Linked DNA regions of Homo sapiens: region 2 is linked to region 1. The links are chromatin contacts, found by Hi-C or POLR2A ChIA-PET in ENCODE. All regions are on one chromosome and are shown on one strand. Each heading gives the region's core, a stretch centred on a gene start or an enhancer-like site at or near the end of the contact. The rest is flanking DNA. Distances are from core to core; before and after follow the strand shown. Region 1 overlaps PREX1 (phosphatidylinositol-3,4,5-trisphosphate dependent Rac exchange factor 1). Region 2 has its middle 45 kb from the start of PREX1.

The links. A loop is a pair of places that touch in the nucleus more often than their neighbours do. ChIA-PET counts read pairs that join two places held with the same protein, here RNA polymerase II (POLR2A). Pooled maps may share reads with other maps.
Region 2: a loop to region 1 is called in a pooled map, with 2.6 times the contacts of the local background. The contact joins two enhancer-like sites. A Hi-C loop is called at or near these places in 4 of 50 pooled maps. POLR2A ChIA-PET finds 5 or more read pairs at or near these places in 2 of 52 experiments (Panc1 and common myeloid progenitor, CD34-positive).

The regions. Positions count from the first base shown.
Region 1 is chr20:48,760,096-48,763,481 of GRCh38, forward strand. The region is part of intron 1 of PREX1 (phosphatidylinositol-3,4,5-trisphosphate dependent Rac exchange factor 1); the gene reads right to left. Among named protein-coding and RNA genes, the nearest start is that of PREX1, 66 kb to the right of the region's middle. RefSeq lists a silencer at 726-775 and enhancers at 1,306-1,355, 2,802-3,386. Within about 2 kb of position 1,441, at least 16 of the 41 ENCODE cell types and tissues checked have a DNase peak (open chromatin) inside an H3K27ac peak, as active enhancers do.
Region 2 is chr20:48,871,470-48,875,161 of GRCh38, forward strand. It overlaps a transcript of PREX1 not described here. Among named protein-coding and RNA genes, the nearest start is that of PREX1, 45 kb to the left of the region's middle. RefSeq lists an enhancer at 1,329-1,408. Within about 2 kb of position 1,387, at least 5 of the 41 ENCODE cell types and tissues checked have a DNase peak (open chromatin) inside an H3K27ac peak, as active enhancers do.

The DNA of each region.
Region 1 (3,386 bases), core at 191-2,690:
AGCAAGACCCTGCCTCAAAAAAAAAAAAGCATTGGCTATTATGATCTCCCCATCTTGAGTTTCTAGAGTGTCTGCAGGGAGTCCAAGCCCTGGTGCAGGTAGACAGAACCCACTGTGCTTCCTAAGGAAACCTGGATTTGGATCAACCACATCTGTAGGGCTTCTACATGCACCAAGCACACTCACATTTATCCCACACTATTTTTACTTATTTTTATTAGTTTTTTCCATCCTGCAAATAGCTCTATTATTATAGACTGCCTGCTTCCGAGTCTCCTGAGGTGAGATGAGAAGGGGAAGGCTTTATAAACTGCAGAGCCCCCCACATCCTCATCACCACCAGCGCACCCCTCTGCCCTGCCCCATCCTCCTTGCTGACTGCCAACCACGTGACTTCAGCAAGTCACCACACTTCTGAGTCAATTTCCTGGACCAAACAAAAAGGGGGGGAGGAGTAGTTGTTGAGGTTTAAGTGAAATGATGCAGGTGAACACTTTGTAACTACAAACACTTCCTGGAAAAAGTGGCAGAAAGGCTGAGCCAGGAGAGGGAGGCTGGACTAGGAAAGGGGCAGGAAGTTGCTTGTGATGATATTCTAGGGGGACAAGTCCTCTCCGAGTACCAACCATCCCAGCAAGTGTTAACCAGGGCCTGCCGTGCACCAGGCACCGAGCTGGGTGCTGGAGACACAGATATAAGCCATGACCCTGCCACGGAAGGACTTATGCATTCTTACATTCGCCTGTGTAGTCAGCAAATACTTACTGCACACCTATTATGTGCCAGGCACTGCGCTAAGAGCCAATGACACATCAGTGAATGAACAAATCAGACTAACTCCCCACCTTCACAAAGTAGTGGCAGAGACAGACTATACACTGATTTTAAAATAAAATGGCAGGTAGGAATGATTGCTACAAAGAAAACTAAAGCAGGGTAAGAAAACAGAGAAGGATAAGGTGGGAATGCCATTTCAAGGAGCTGTTCAGAGAAAGCCGTTCTGAGAAGATGGCATTTGAGCAGACACAGGGAGCAAACAGCATTGCGTGTATCGGAGGACACAGCATCATGGGCAGGGTCAACAGCCGGGGCAAAGGCCCCGAGGCACATTCAGTCTTTCCAGGACAATCCTATCGAAAACGTCTATCCCTGCTCTGTTTTCCTCACAGCACCTGTCACCATGGACATTATGTGTGTTTATATCAGTCTATTATCCATCTAGCCCACTTGAGTCTCACCTCCAGGAAGGCAAGGATGTTTGTCTGTCTAGGTCACTGTGGTGTCCCAGAGCCTAGGATTGGACCCAGCACACAGCAGACCCTCGAAAAGGATGTGTTTAATTAATTAGTCAATCAATCATCTAGAGTAGACTACTCCCACCCCCACCCAGATTCTAGGCCCTGGTAAAAGGTGCCCAGTTCTCACCCCACCCCGCCCCGTTCCCCACCACATCGGGAGAGGAAGTTGATGCAAAAAACAAGTTGCAACAACCTGTCATGAAGAGGTCTGATGCAACAGTGGGGGAAGGCAGTGGGGGACACTGAGAGGAACCCAATGCTTTTCTTCACGCAGCCCCCATCAAGGGGCTGGGGCCTGGCCTACAAACTTTCCTGAGTTCACCAACAACCCATCCTTCCTTCAACAGATATTTATGCAGAGCCTCCTCTACATGATGGGGCTACCTTATGGGTCTCAAACTGGTAACTCAGAGGCATCATTCCTTTGGCCTGCAGAGGGGTTTGAGAAACTTGGGCCTAAGTTTGAATATCAGGTTTCCCATTAAAATCCAAATTCCAAGCTTCTTTTGAAAAAACTGACACATGGGTCTCAAATGCCCACAAGGCTGCAGGTGCTGTAGAGCAGAGTGATAGCCATCACCTTCACCCAGGACAAGTGCTCCTCAATTTCCCACCACCCAACCCACTGCTGCGCCCTGTGAACACCTGAGTGTGAGACTTCTGTCCTAGACACAGGCAAGGCAAACCTGAACCTGCTACTTCGCCTTTACCCTCACCCAGGGCAGACATCACTAATGGAATGCAGATCTTTTTCCTGCTAAGTCTTCTCCAAGCCGTTCAGAATTTATCTCCCTTCACTGTTGTCAGAAATGGTCTAAAATCCTTCCCATTCACAACCCAGCTTCTCCCTACTCCTTTGGGCTCCTCAGTTGTTGATTTTTTTCCTGAAAAATGGGCTCATCAGAGTGGGATTCTAGCAGAGATTCTCAACTTTGGTACCTTGACAGTTCAGTGGATAGTTCTTTGCTGTGAGGGATGTCCTGAGTATTATAAGACACTCAGCAGCTTCCCTGCCCTCTACCCTCTAGATACAAATAACAACCCTCCTCTCCTCAGTTGTGACAATCAAAAATGTGTCCAGACATTGCCCATGTCCCCTGGAGGCAAAATCATCCTTGGTTAAGAACCATTGCATTATAGCAAAGCTAAGAAAATGGCCTCTAGACAGAGCCAAGTATTTTGGGTTCAAATCCTGGTTCGGTCATTTGCTGGCTGTGTGACCCTAAACAGCCTCTCTGTGTCTCAGCTTCCCTCTCTATGAAATGGGGATATAAAAATGGTACCTGACTGCTAATGGTATGAAGTTTCTTTTTTTTTTTTTTTTTTTGAGACAAAGTCTCGCTCTGTCACCCAGGCTGGAGTGCAGTGGCACCATCTCAGCTCACTGCAACCTCCGCCTTCTGGGTTCAAGCGATTCTTCTGCCTCAACCTCCCAAGTAGCTGGGATTACAGGTGCATGCCTCCACACCTGGCTAATGTTTGTATTTTTAGTAGAGACAGGGTTTCACTATGTTGGCCATGCTGGTCTCAAACTACGGACCTCAGGTGATGCACCTGCCTTGGCCTCCCAAAGTTCTGGGATTACAGGCGTAAGCCATCATGCCCAGCCAATATGAAGTTTCTTTCTGAAGTGATGAAATGGTCCTAAAATTAGATGGTGGTACAACTCTATGAATATACCGAAAACCATTCACCTGTACACTTCAAATGGGTAAACTGTATGGTGGTACGTGAATTATATCTCACACTATTACACCAAAAGAAGAAAAAAGAAATAGATACCTGCATCACGGGGGCATGGGGAGAATTTGATGGGTTAGGATAAAATGCACTAGGAAGCACTGTACGAACTGTAGCCCTTATCGTCAGCACCAGCCCTCGCCCATCTGGGGCCTGCATGGGCGTGTGGCTGGAAGGAAAAGCCTCAAGTGACGGAGACAGTGGTGGCTGGGAACAGGCCCTGCTTTGGGTGGCATTTCCCGCCGGAATGTCCTGGACAAAGAGAACCAAGTCACTCGGGGCCCCAGGATGCAGGGCGGGGTGGCTGGACATCCTGGGGTCCTTGTGCCTGTCTGCAGCAGGACAATG
Region 2 (3,692 bases), core at 137-2,636, 110 kb after region 1:
TCACTTGAACCCGGGAGGCAGAGGTTGCAACAAGATGAGATTGTGGCACTGCACTCCAGCCTGGGCAACAGAGTGAGACTCCATCTCAAAAAAAAAAAAAAAAAAAAAAAAAAAACCATATTTACTTCTGTTCTTTTATCCAAGTGCTTGAGGAAGCTTAGGATTCAGACAGACTTGGAGCGTCAGTCCTGGCTCAACCTCCTGCAAGCTGTATGATTTTGGGTAATTTACTTGTCCCTCCTAAGCTTCAGTTTTCTTAACTATAATATGGAGATAATAATAGTCTATATTGTGAATTGTGCTTGGTAATCACACCAGACACAAAATATATACCTTTAAACATTAGAGTCAGGTCCAGCTCACCAAAATACTCAGGCTATGAAAGGCTGACAAGATTCAGGGCACCTCGGCCGGGCGTGGTGGTTCACGCCTGTAATCCCAGCACTTTGGGAGGCTGAGGCGGGCGGATCACGAGGTCAGGAGATCGAGACCATCCTGGCTAACATGGTGAAACCCCGTCTCTACTAAAAATACAAAAAACTAGCCGGGCGTGGTGGCGGGCACCTGTAGTCCCAGCTACTCGGGAGGCTGAGGCAGGAGAATGGCGTGAACCTGGGAGACGGAGCTTGCAGTGAGCCGAGATCATGCCACTGCACTCCAGCCTGGGTGGCAGAGCAAGACTCTGTCTCAAAAAAAAAAAAAAAAAGATTCAGGGTACCTCTCTCACTTGTTCTCCTCCGTGACATACCTTCACTGAGACAAGAGCAGTGGGCAGAATCATCCACATGCGTCACACCATGTTGTGGTTTTTTTTCACTGAGCACATAGAGTTGGATACGTATAAGTTGAATATACATGTAAAGCAATTCCTTTCTATATTTGCAGTGTTTGTGCAACTAGATTGTACACTCCTTGAAGGAAGGAATTGTCTTCCAGTTGGCAAGACAGGCTTGAGATCAACTAAGTATTTTACAAGACAGAACAAGATAAGTGGCCGGGATCGGCAGCTCATGCCTGTAATCTCAGCACTTGGGGAGGCCGAGGCAGGCAGATCACTAGAGGTCAGGAGTTCAAGAGCAGCCTGGCTAACATGGTGAAACCCCATCTATACTAAAAAATATAAAAAATTAGCCGGGTATGGTGCCAGGCACCTGTAATTCCAACTATTCAGGAGGCTGAGGCAGGAGAATCACTTGAATCTGGGAGGCAGAGGTTGCAGTGAGCCGAGATCGTGTCATTGCACTCCAGCCTGGGCAACAGAGCGAGACTCTGTCTCAATAAACAAATAAATAAATAAATAAATAACAAAATAAGCAATGGGTACAAAGTGCCATGAGGAAGGACAACCTGTTCAAACAGAGCCCCGGAAGTATTTCCGGAGGCTCCTGAGTCAGCCCTTTCAGGAGGGTAAGAGGATGAAAGAGGAAGTAACATTTACTCAACAGCAATTTGCTGGGCACTCTGTTTCCTGATTTTATTTTTTTCTGTTTAATTTTTTTTCTCTTTTCAAAATAACACCATGTACCAGTCAGCTTTGGCTACATAACAAACTCTCATTTATTTCTTGCTCATGGATCTGTGGATTTTCTGAGGAGATGCTGTTGGTCTCATGAGCTCAGCTGGGCCTCTGGCCATTGGACTCAGCTCTGATCTACCCTGCGTGTCACTCATCCTTTGGGACTTGTGGGCTACTCAGGGCATGTTCTCAGTATCATGAAAGCCAGGCACACAAGGGAAAAGTTCACCTCCACTGTACATTTCAAACCTTTGTTTGGTTCATGTCCACTGCCATCTCAGTGGCCAAAGCAAGTCACATGGCCAAGACTAAAGATGAGATGGAGAAGTCCATTCATTCCAGGGAAATGGAAGAGGAAAAGGGAAATGTTTGCTCTACGGCAGTCTAATCTACAGCAACAAGTAATACAGGAGTGCAGTCTTATTAAAAATTCAAGCAAGAGGCCGGGTGCAGTGGCTCACTCCTGTAATCCCAGCACTTTGGGAGGCCAAGACGGGCAGGTCACCTGAGGTCAGGAGTTCAAGACCGGCCTGGCCAACATGGTGAAACCCAGTCTCTAGTAAAAATACAAAAAAAAAAAAAAAAAAAAGCCGGTATGGTGGCGGGCGCCTATAATCCCAGCTACTTGGGAGGCTGAGGCAGGAGAATAGCTTGAACCCTGGAGGTGGAGGTTGCAGTGAGCTGAGATTGTGCCACTTCACTCTAGCCTGGATGACAATAGCGAGACTCTGTCTCAAAAAAAATAAATAAATAAAAATTAAAAAAATAAAAATTCAAGCAAGAAAATATAAAAGCACAACAACAGCGGAAAATACGTCACCATGCTCCTCATCCCACCATCTTCCCCCTACTCCCTAGAGGTAAACACTTTTCCCAGGCGTTTACACACAGAGAAAGCTATTTTGCCCCCTTGGTGCCGAGACAGTCTTGCTCTGTCACCCAGGCTGGATTACAGTGGGGCAATCGCAGCCCACTGCAGCCTCTACCTCCTGGGCTCAAGCAATCCTCCCATCTCAGCCTCCCGAGTAGCTGGGACTACAGGCATGCTACCACACCCAGGTCAGAAACGTTTACTTAATACAATGAGATCATTCTACATGTATTTGTACCTGACAATTATAAGCATCTAGTCATGTAATTATTATATGGACTCTACAATTAGGCATTTGGGGTCACCATTTTATAAATGAGGAATCTGGGGTTAAAATGCTTATCCAAGATCACCCACCTCTTACATAGCTGAACCAGAATTCGAACCCACGACTTTCCAAAAATTCTTTTGATTTACAGTGAGCTGCCTCTATAAAAGCACAAGAGGTTGCACCACAAAACCTGTTGTTATCAGCCCCCTACATTTATCCTTTGGGACCACAGAGGAGGGGTGTCCGTGTGTGTGTGTGTGTGTGTGTGTGTGTGTGTGTGTGTGTGTGTGTGTAGGGGGTGGGTGGTGTCGTGTGATTTAGGAGAGTGTTCACTATGACTAGCGTTGTGGCGGGAGTTTGGGAGACATGATGAAGAGGAGGAAAGACCTTCACCCTCAGGTCACTTACAATTAAGCCAAAGAAACCAGGAGCCTCTCTTGAAGCAGTTTAATAAGATGGCAGGATGTGGCCAGGCATGGTGGCTCCCACCTGTAATCCCAGCACTTTGGGAGGCTAAGGCAGGCAGATGACTTGAGGTCAGGAGTTTGAGACCAGCCTGACCAACATGGTAAAACCCGGTCTCTACTAAAAATACAAAAATTAGCTGGGCATGGTGACACACGGCTATAGTCCCAGCTACGGGGGAGGCTGAGGCAGGAGGATCACTTGAACCCAGGAGGTGGAGGTTGTAGTGAGCCGAGATCACACCACTGCACTCCACCCTGGGCAACGGGAGTGAAACTGTGTCTCAAAAAAAAAAAAAGAAAGAAAAGAAAAGATGGTGGGATGTGCTAGTGTAAGCCTTGGGTACCCATGGGGAGTTTTATTATCTGTCTGTCTCAAAGCTGTCCCTTGACAGAGAGCTCAGCCAGAAGCTAGTATCCCTGATCAGAGTTTGGGGAGGACACAGGTCTTAGCCATCTTCCCAGAAAATGGGTAAGACTGAGCGAAAGGAGAAAGAACGTACTCTCACATGAAGTGGGAACAGTGACAAATACTACAGTCTTCAGCAGCATCCGGTGTGACATGAGTGT